2 separate regions of the Homo sapiens genome follow, and region 2 is linked to region 1. The links are chromatin loops, found by intact Hi-C in ENCODE. Cell type or tissue: heart right ventricle. All regions are shown on one strand. Each heading gives the region's core, and the rest is flanking DNA. Links, peaks and the distances in the headings are about the cores only.

Region 1 (5,374 bases), core at 147-5,146:
TGAGCCTGGAAAGTCAAGGCTGCAGTGAGCTGTGATCGTACCATGGCACTCCAGCTTGGGAAACAGAGCAAGACCTTTTCTCAAAAACAAAACAAAAAAAACAAACGAACAAAAAAGAGTCTAAACCTTGGTGTGCACTGGAATCCCAGGGAACCAGTTACCATGGTGATTCCCAGGTCCCAGTCTCCCAGAGTCTGGGCCAGGGCCCAGGAACCTGCAATTTCAACAAGTCCCCCGGTTGATTCCAAGGCACATGATCTGAGGCCCAGATTTGAAATCACTCTCCCAGTCCCCCTTGGTGAGGCGAGGTGTAGCATGGTAGCAAGGACCAGGCTCACTTTGGAGCCATAGTCTCTACCACCTACCAGCTGTGGGACCTCGAGCAGGCTACTTACCTTTAGTTTCCTTGTGTGTAAAACAGAGATAATAAGAGAATCAACCTCATAGGTAAAGTTTAAATAAGATGATGGATATAAGGCATGGAGGATGTGCCTGATGCTTAGTAAGCCCTCGATAAATTAAATTCCCTTACTTGTATATTTGTATTAACAGGGCTTGCTCTGTTAAAGGGTAGGCCGCTTTAAGTCTGGGTGTGCAGGTTGCTCGAGCTTAGTTATTCAGAATGAATTTTTGCCACACAAGGAATCATGCCAGGGTTCCATTTCTTTGTCATTCACCACGGCAAATATTTTGGCAGGTAACCCTGAGGATGGAGACGCCCCTGCTTCCAGTCCTTGTGACATCCTTTTCCTTGTCAACACCACTTTCCTGCCACAAATACAGAAACCCTCCCCCAGTGACCTTCTCCCTGACCCTGCTGGGGGTGGGGTGGGTGAAGGGAGCTTCTGCAATTCAGCAACCCTGCTCCTATCTCTCCCTTGGGCTGGAGAGGGCAAGTATAAAGAGTAGTTGCCAAACCAGGAAAGGGCGACAAACTGGGGGCCACATCCCTCGTCCCTCCCGGAAAGAGGAAAGGCACCCAGCCCAGGCAGGCGTGAGGGTGGAAAGCAGGGCAGCTGAGAGAGGCTCACATTTGCATCAGCTGCTGAGTCTCCTGATCAGGGCGGGCTTCCACCTGAATGATCCTGAAGGAGCCAGCATCCCCATGTCACTTGCCCATGGGCCATATTTCAAAGGAGGAGCGGGTCCCCACGGTCCCCAAGACCCTGGCAACAGTGGCGTCAATCTTTGGGATTCAGGGAAGCTACTAAAATTAAATCAAAATAAGGGAATTTGAGGAAACAAGAATCTATGGATGCAGGTTTGTGTGTGTGTGTACGTGCACATACACACGCACTCAGCTCTTTCCCAGGGGTCTCCCTGCCTGGCACATATTCCTCGGCCTGCTCAGCTTCTGGCTGGGTCATACCAGCCCATGTCCCTGCCTCAAATGCGTCTTCCGATGGCAGGTGGGAGGAGGTTGGTCATTTACAGAAACTCCTCCTGCTGCCCCTCTATGCTCTGGGAAACTCTACCACCAAATACCCTGGGAGTTTTATTTTTCCGAGTTATCATTACTTTGAGATTCCCGCTCCTGAGATCTTTTCACAGTTTCCTAGAGGCTAGAGCTGAAAATATCCTTAAAGGTAATAATAAGTAATGGCTGCCATTTGCTAAGGGCTGCTGTGTGCCAGGCTGTGTGCTAAGAGGCAGTGGCGTGGGCCATCTCACTGAATTCCAACCGCAGCAGCGAGGTGGAGTCTGATGTCATCTCCATTTTATAGGCGAGGCGAGTGAGGCCCAGAGAAGTTAAACAACTTGCCCGAGGGCACACAGCTGGGGAGTATTGAACCCAGGTGACTCACCCATTAGGCACAGCACTGTGCCTAGGGCCCATGGAAATGTGTTAATTTCTTTCAGAATCAGAAAGAAAAACATGAACTTTGGGGATGAAGAAAAAATTAACATAATAATAATAACATGTTTGTCTTTATACCAATATAGTTGTAAAATACAATTTTAATATTTTTTATGGGGGAAAGGATCTATAAAGGCAAAGGTGCCTAATGCCCGTGAAAGCCACAATGGGGCCCTGGGGGAGGCAGAATTAAAATCCCGGTCTGCCTGCCTTCAAAGTTCGTGCTCTCTTCAGTCTAGTCTAATCCTGTTTACAGGTGAGGAAACTGAGGTCCAAGGCCACACAGCGAATGGCAGAGCCAGGTGGAGAGCTCAGGTTTCCAGTGAGCCAACCACCATGGCTTGTGGTCCGACATCACCACCCGGTGGCCTTTTGGGGAACTTACCTTTAGTCCAGAGGTGAACCTAGAAAGAGAAAGGGCTCAGACAGTTCCAGATACCCGCAGGAAACCTCCACAAGCCAGTCTGCACTTGGGCTCCACACTCAGCAGTGGTGAAGCCAGGCCAGGGAGCCAACTCCACACTCACTTGAGGCTGTCGTTGGAATTCACACATCTCAGCCTACACACACACACACACACACACACACACACACACACACACACACCCCTCTGCCAGGGTAAAAGCATCATCCCCCAGAGTTAATATTTGTAAAGTTCTTAGACCAGTCTGGTCCAATAGGAATATAATATAAGCCAAAATGTAATTTGAAATTTTCTGGTAGCCATATTTTAAGAAGTAAAGGAAATAAGTGAAATTAATATATTTAATATTTTATTTAACACAGAAATCAGCAAACTATACAGCCTGTGGGGGAAATCTGGCCCACCATCTGTTTTTTTTAAATAAAGTTTTATTGGAACAAGCCATGCCCATTTGTTTTTATATTGTCTATGGCTGATTTTGCACTGCAATGGCAGAGTTGAGTAGTTGCATAGTTGAGACCAGGTGATCCACAAAGCTGAAAATTCTTACTATCCAGTCTTTCAGAGGGAAAGTTTGTCAACCTCTGATTTAGCCCAATCTATCCAAGTATGGTCATTTCAACATAAAATTCAATATAAAAATTATTAATGAGAAATTTTACATTTCATTATACTAAATCTTTGAAATTCAGTGTGTGTTTTATACTTAGAGTACATCACAATTTGGATAAGACTCATTGCAAATGCTCAATGGACATGTGGTTGGATCATGACTACCGAACTGGACAGTGTAGGGCTTAGAACAATGCCCGCAGATATCAAACAGGTATTCATTAAATACCTAAATAAACTCCCCACCAGCCTTTCTTAACTGACTTCCAGAAAGAATTAAGCCCTAACATTCGGGGACAGCCCCTGTTTGTAATGAATCAACTTCTTTCCCATGCCTGTAGAATGGTGTCATTCCTGGGAGGACTGAGAAAAGTCACTGGTGTCATTTTCTGTAGGGTTTCATTTATTCACAGAATCCCAGTTGAGAAATGCTGCAGCCATTCCTTTTCTAAGGAGCTTGAAGACTTGCTGCTGATGGAGATAATTATTATTAATATAAATCACATGTATAGAGCCAGGCACTGTGCTAAGGTCTTTCTGAGCATTGTTTCAATGACAGAAATGACAATGGCCTCCCTCAGGAAGGCTCCTCTGTGCACCAAAGGTGTCCACTGTCCCCCATACAGCCCTTTTCACTATGTCCTGTGAGCTCCAAGATCTGACCCCTCATTCCCCGGGAGCTCAGCCTAGGCCCGGCCCACAGGAGCTGCTGGATCAATATTTGTTGCATTCAATCAAGTAACTCTAGAGAACCCGGGGGTCATTTGGTGTTTGATTCAACCTGGCAGGTGTTTTTCCAGCAGCTCTGTTGTGCAAGGCTGCTGTGTGCATCTCAAGGGAATCCATTCCCACATTGATGCTCACTCACATTCCCAAGACTGCCCAGGGAAAACCAGACAAGATAGTTGCATTCGCAGTTTTAAGTGGTCTAGCTCCTCTCTGACAGTTCAGGCTAAGAGACAGACCACCAGAGACCAGGGAATAGTGATTCGTTTGCCCAGTGCTTTCTCTGTCCAGCATGAGGAACTGCCCTTTTGTCCAAGTAAGGAGGGAAGTGTACCACAATATCCTGGTTGAACAAGACCTGCCCATGAGCATTTTAGTTTTGAAAGAGCTGTATGCAGGGATGTTTATTTGAATTCCCCACCTGCCCGAGGCCTTCTAAGCAATCAGATTCTGTGAGCACCAACATCAGATGGGTCCACGGACAATCATTCGACATGTCTGGGATTCTGCAAGAGAACTGTTTCCGAGAGAAGGAGGGAGGCCCATCAAGATAATATGAGTAACCAAGGTTTAGCTGTCAGAAGGGAGGTGGTATGGAATGAATTGTTCCTCCCAAAAGACTATTTATTTATTTATTTTTGAGACAGAGTCTTGCTCTGTCACCCAGGCTGAAGTGCAGCGGTGCGATCTCGGCTCACCATAACCTCTGCCTCCCAGGTTCAAGCGATTCTCCTGCCTCAGCCTCCCAGGTTCAAGCGATTCGCCTGCCTCAGCTTCCCAGGTTCAAGCGATTCTCCTGCCTCAGCCTCCCAGGTTCAAGCGATTCTCCTGCCTCAGCCTCCCAGGTTCAAGCGATTCTCCTGCCTCAGCCTCCCAGGTTCAAGCGATTCTCCTGCCTCAGCCTCCCAGGTTCAAGCGATTCTCCTGCCTCAGCCTCCCGAGTAGCTGGGATTACAGGCACCCGCCATCACGCCCGGCTAATTTTTGTATTTTTAGTAGAGACAGGGTTTCACCATGTTGGCCAGGATGGTCTCCAACTCCTGACTTCAGGTGATCTGCCCACGTCGGCCTCCCAAAGTGCTGGGATTACAGGCGTGAGCCACTGCGCCTGGCCCAAAAATATTTAAGTTTTTTTTTTTCCAAGTTCTAACTGCCAGTGCCACCTCATTTGGCAATAGGACCACTGCAAATGTAATTCGTTAAGATGAGGACATACTGGAGGCGTGGGCCCCTAATCCAATACGATTGATGCCCTTCTAAGGAGACAGTCATGGGAAGCCAGAGTGACACACAGGTAGACAGCCACGTGACGAGGAACGCAGAGCCTGGAGTGCTGCAGCTGGAAGCTGAGGAAGGCCAAGGATGCTGGTGGCCACCAGAAGCCAGGAAGGGCAAGAAAGTGTTTGTCCCTATAGGTTTCAGAGAAAGCTTGACCCTGCCCACAGCTTGATCTGACTTCCAGCCTCCAAAAATGTGAGATCGCCAATTTCTGTTGTGTTAAGCCACTGAGTTTGGGGTACTTTATTATGGCAACCCTAAGAAACTGATACCGGAAGGAGCTTCGAATTTAGCATGGTGGCTGCACAAGACATGTAGGCCACTGTGGTACCCTTCCTCCTCTTCCTGCTGAGCGCATGGCTCCATGAATCAACCCAGCCCTCTCACATCTAGGAGTCATGTGACTTGTTCTCACCAGTGGAATGGGAGAGGAAGTGACACCGCTTAGCTCCAGGCCAAGGCGGTTCAGAGCAGGT
Region 2 (5,374 bases), core at 1-5,000, 110 kb before region 1:
CTATGTTGCCCAGGTTAGCTGCCTCAGTCTTTATGAAAGTTACCCTGTACTGCATTGGGTGGAGCCAGTTAGTTCTTAAGAGGACCATTTCAGGTACCCTCTGTGTTTCAGAGCAAAGTTGTTGGGGTCGGTCTCTATTTTATGTCCCTGAAAGGTACGGCAGCCAAGAATGAGTTAAGTCCACACTTCCCCTCTGCTGTGTGGCTCCCCTCCCTGCCTTACTTATTGGTGCCAAATGGATTTTTCTAAAGCTGAGGAGCTTTCTCAACTTGGGGAAGAAAAGGCAAGAGAGAAGGGTCCAAGTGAGATTCCAGTCCCCCTGTTCTCCATTGATTTAATGGAAAACACCCCCTATGTCAGCAGATTGTGGAGATAGGACAAAGGAAGTGAAAATGATCAGAAGTTAAAACCTATGGAACTGTAGCCATTGTTTCTGTTTCGAGAATAAGATCACATAGTTTAGGGAGATTTGCCAAGTACCAGCTAACTTGCTCACATTATTCCATCAACCATGCAATGTCACTATAATTACCACTTTTCACAGATGAAGAAAATGAAGCTAAGTCATTTATCTAAGGTGGTGAGAGGCTCCAGAGCCTAAAAAGCTGCATTCCATCCCTCCCATGTGGAAGACCAGTCTGGGAGCTGCTCCTTTGAGGCAACTCAAGTGTCATCAACTCAAGCGTCATCTCCAAACAAGAAACTCTGAAAAGCAGGCAGTGCTTTAGAATCCCTAGAAGCCAAGCCTGAGAGAGAGACCCTCACGGAAGTGATTTACTGGGAGATGGCCCCCAAGTGAAATCTGTAAGGGAGGAGGGAAGCAAGATAGGGCAGGAGAAGAAGCCAAGCAAAGATGTGGATTTGAAACCGGTCCAATCATCCCACAGAACTGATGCTTACGGTTTCTTTTGAGTATATGTAGAGATTGACCTTCTCATCTTAAAATTTGAGAAGTTACATTTGTCTTATCTGAGTTCCTTTCTCAGTAAACCAACCATGAGGCTTCCCAGGTAGTATCAAGGAGCTGAAACTCACCAGATCACTGCATTTGGACAATGACAGTCCAGACCCTTCACCCTTCATGACTGCCTGTCTCCCACGACCTGCTTTCTGTTGACCAACTCCCCTTCCTTATCCTTCCCTGATTCCTGTTTTCCTGCATTTGTTATATTTCTGCTGTATAAACTCCTAATTTTAGTCAGTCAGGGAGATGGATTTGAGACTGATCTCCCATGTCCACAGCAGCAGCTCTCAAAGAAAGCCTTCTTCCCTGGCAATATTCATTGTTTCAGTGATTAGCTTTCTCTTTGGTGAGCAGCAGGACCTAGAAGCAACACTTGGTGTTTCAGTAACAGATTCAGCTGAGTCTAGCCTCAGCTGGATCCCATGGGGAGTCCTGGAGCATAAATGATACTAAGGAAGCTTCTAGGCTTTGAGGCAAGGGGGCCAAGCCTTCTATAGGTGTCATTGGCTGCTACCTATAGGGTTGCCAGATTTAGCAAATAAAAATATAGGATAGGCCAGGCACGGCGGCTCATGTCTGTAATCACAGTGCTTTTGGAGGCTGAGGCAGGAGGATTGCTTGAACCCAGGAGTTCTTACCCGTATGTATGTGTGCAAATGCACAGAAATCCCAGTGGACTGACTGATGGGGGAAGGGTGGGGCTGTGCAGAGGGTGTAAGAGACTTTCATTTTTTCAGCAATCTTTTTGTTTGATTTTTTTTTTTGAGACAGAGTTTTGTTCTTGTTGCCCAGGCTGGAGTGCAATGGCACAATCTCAGCTCACTGCAACTTCTGTCTCCCAGGTTCAAGCTATTCTCCTGCCTCAGCCTCCCAAGTAACTGGGATTACAGGCATGCACCATCACACGGGGCTAATTTGTTTTTTGTTTTTCGTTTTGTTTTGTTTTGTTTGAGTCGGAGTTTCGCTCTTGTTGCCCAGACTGGAGTGCAATGGCCCGATCTCTGCTCACCTCCACCTCCACCTCCTGGGTTCAAGCAATTCTCCTGCCTCAGCCTCCAGAGTAGCTGGGATTACAGGCATGCGCCACCACGCCTGGCTAATTTTGCATTTTTAGTAGAGACAGGGTTTCTCCATGTTGGTCAGGCTGGTCTTTAACTCCCAACCTCAGATGACCTGCCTGCCTCGGCCTCCCAAAGTGCTGGGATTACAGGAGTGAGCCACTGCGCCTGGCCTAATTTTGCATTTTTAGTAGAGACAGGGTTTCTCCATGTTGGTCAGGCTGGTCTTTAACTCCCGACCTCAGATGATCTGCCTGCCTCGGCCTCCCAAAGTGCTGGGATCAGGTGTGAGCCACCGTGCCCGGCTGTTTGATTTCTTTTAAAGTGACAGCATCATTTTGGTAACACTAATAATTATTAAATAAAAAATCAGGACCTGCTACTTACGTAGTTAGGCACAAGAGGGAGCTGTGGACCACACCTATCTTGTTTGTTTTTTCTCTGCAAAAACAAGCAAAAATACAGAATTCCCAGTTAAATTTGAGTTTCAGATAAACAATGAGTGGGACATCTTTATACTAAAAATGTATTTGTTGTTTATCTGAAATTAACATTTAACTGGGCATCCTGTATTTTATCTGGCAACACTTGGACATAAGAGGAGAAAAGGTATAGCTTCGCAGGCACCTCCAGTCATCTGAGGGTGGCTCAACTGGGCAGCCAACCCAGCAGGTGGGGGGTGGATGCAGCAGTCAGTAAAGGGGACCTGGGAAGGACATAAGCACACCCGTTTCGGGCAGGAACTCTGGGGGCAGTGCACCAGACAATGGTAAAAAAGACTAAAAGCCCTTTCCTAGACCATCAAAACCACCCCCATCACCCAGGGAACAGCAAGACAGCCTGGTCCCCTGCCCCAGCACCCACCCCTCTGCCAGCAGCTACTGGAGGACATCTTTTCTCCTTCAGTCATTCCCCTGCTTGTCTGGGGGTTATAGCTGGAGCCATGCTGTTTAACTTTGTCTCACCCAGCATTTCTGAACTGTATTTAAATGACGGAGGAAACTTTCCTTGGAAGTGATCTTAGAAATCTCCCTCCTAAAAAAATGGCTCCAGGGCCCCAGGAAGGGAGATTTTGGGGAGGGGATAACGACCCTGTAATAAAGCAGCCCGTTTCTGGAGGGGCCTTAAATCCTTTCTTCAAATTCAGAGACCTTCTCCTGGGGGTTCAAAGAGGTCCTTACAAAGAGATTTGTACCCCGTTTTCTCTGGAGGACTCTGCATCCCTGTTATAGGAACCTGAGGGCTCTGTGGGTTTGGACCTAGAAGAGCTCCAGGGAAAAGAGCAGGAGGAGTGGGCAACAGTAATGTCTAGCATAGCCCCAATTGTGTTATAAAAAAAAAATCCACAAAGCCAACCAGTTTTACACTGCTTACCCGTATGTATGTGTGCAAATGCACAGAAACCCCAATGGACTGACTGATGGGGGAAGGGTGGGGCTGTGCAGAGGGTGTAGGAGACTCTCCTTTTTTAAGCAATCTTTTTGTTTGATTTCTTTTAAAGTGACAGAGCATCATTTTGGTAACACTAATAATTATTAAATAAAAATCAGGACCTGCTACTTACATAGTTAGGCACAAGAGGGATCTATGGACCTATCTATATGCTGCGCCTTCCATGCTGGAAGAAAAAAATGCCTCCTCAGCCCACCCCCAAGGCAGGAGAGCCGGACCTAGAAAGCAGGCTCCCATCCCTTATCTGAAATCCTAAAAAAAAAAAACAACTGGAAACCAAGTATCTTCATCCAGCGCCAATGCTTAATCTGAACTAAGGTGAGGCTTACAGCTTTTGTCCCACTTACTGTGGCTACACATACATTGCATGGCAGAAATACAAATGCATTTATTTGACCATGTGTGGTGGCCCCAGACCCTGCAGAGGGCATCACATGATACATGGTATACACACTGTGATACCTTTCCAGGTCGAAACGCTTCTGAATTCAAATCACGTCTGGCCTGAGAGCTTTGGGGAGGGGTTGTCTTGGCAGCCACCTTTCCAGTTGTCCTTCAGGAAGTCACCTGCCCCCGACCCAGCCAGCTTTGGCCTTTGGTCATTGGAATTGTTACCCCCTTACTGCCCCTACGAACTCTTCCTTCTTCCACCCCCTGCTGCAGCTCCTGGTATGGCCTCAGATGCCTGTTCATTGCCTTGAGGATTTAAAGACCCTAAGATCCAGAAACCAATGAAGGGAAGGTTCCTCCAGGAGCCAAGAGAGAGGGACTGTCCTGTTGCTGAAAGGAGACCCGAGCAGTCACCTGTCCTCTCCCTCTGTCCCTCTGCCAGACTAGGCTGATGATGGTCACAAGACTCTCCTCCCACTGCCAGCACAGGCAACCCCAAGTCCACACCCTGGTTGGTACCAGCCCCAGGGAGCAAATACTGGGCCCCAGAGCCCTGCGGCAGCTGGGGACACCAGAAGAGCCAGCCCCAGGACTGTCACCTGGCAGGTAATTTGAGGATATCTCCACTGCCCTATCTGTGACCAGCCCCGTCCCTCTAAAAAAAACCCTCTACTTTTTTGTCTCCTTTCAGGAAATGGAGAAATTGCAAGAACAGCACCCAGTTTGGGGTTGGGGAGGGAGAAAAGGCTGATGAGAAGGTCCAGTCTGTGGTTGAAGGGTGATGCTGGAAGAGCTGAAAGGTGATGGCTCCTCCAAAGCAGAAGGCTGGGGCCTGCACGTGTTAAAATCTGCAGCCACCATTTTAGAACGGTGGTAGTTACCTAAGCAACCCATGGTCCTAAGAACAATATCCAGGGCTTGGAAAGTAAATAAGGGGGCCTACATTCAGCATTTATTATAAATATTAGACCCAAAATGTGTTTGAAGGCAGGTATAGCCCCTGGCCAGTAAGCAATCCCTTTAAAAGATGCCTGGGCAGACCCCAGCAGAGCTTCAGGGCTGGCTTCTGAAGCAGCAGCTAGGAGCAGTCACATTTGTTTTTCTTTTTTTTTTTTTTTTTTTTTTGAGACAGAGTCTTGCTGTGCTGCCCAGGCTGGAGTGCAGTGGCGCAATCTTGGCTCACTGCAACCTCCACCTCCCGGGTTCAAGCAATTCTTGTGCCTCAGCCTCCTGAGTAGTTGGGACTACAGGTGTGCACCAACATGCCTGGCAAACTTTTTGTATTTTTAGTAAAGAAGGGGTTTTGCCATGTTGGCCAGACTGGTCTTAAACTCCTGACTGCAGGTGATCCAGCCGCCTCAGCCTCCCAAAATTCTGGGATTACAGGCGTGAGCCACTGCACCTGGCCAGGCCACATCTCTTGACTGCTTTCCATGCCAGACCCCAGAGAGGCAATGAGACTGAGCCGAGACTTCTCCCAAAGGAGAATATTGTTGGGAACAAACAACAC

The links. Peaks named below come from ENCODE experiments on the same cell type or tissue, not always from the same donor. Only the 100,000 strongest peaks of a DNase experiment are listed, where the experiment ranks them.
Region 2: a loop joins it to region 1, with 8 times the contacts of the local background. A loop is called at or near these places in 107 of 110 quality-filtered maps.

Annotation. Positions count from the first base shown.
Region 1 is chr3:58,184,736-58,190,109 of GRCh38, reverse strand. It overlaps LOC124909386 (a long non-coding RNA gene), which reads right to left. Exons shown (of 2, transcript XR_007095929.1): 1 at 4,042-5,374; 2 at 2,615-3,362. Among named protein-coding and RNA genes, the nearest start is that of FLNB-AS1, 17 kb to the right of the region's middle. In heart right ventricle, for the core only: a CTCF peak has its summit at 2,220 (motif pointing left); DNase peaks (open chromatin) are centred at 803 and 2,209; H3K27ac peaks cover 1,727 bases.
Region 2 is chr3:58,297,356-58,302,729 of GRCh38, reverse strand. No RefSeq gene overlaps it. Among named protein-coding and RNA genes, the nearest start is that of RPP14, 6.2 kb to the left of the region's middle. In heart right ventricle, for the core only: a CTCF peak has its summit at 2,441 (motif pointing right); no DNase peak of the experiment used is centred there.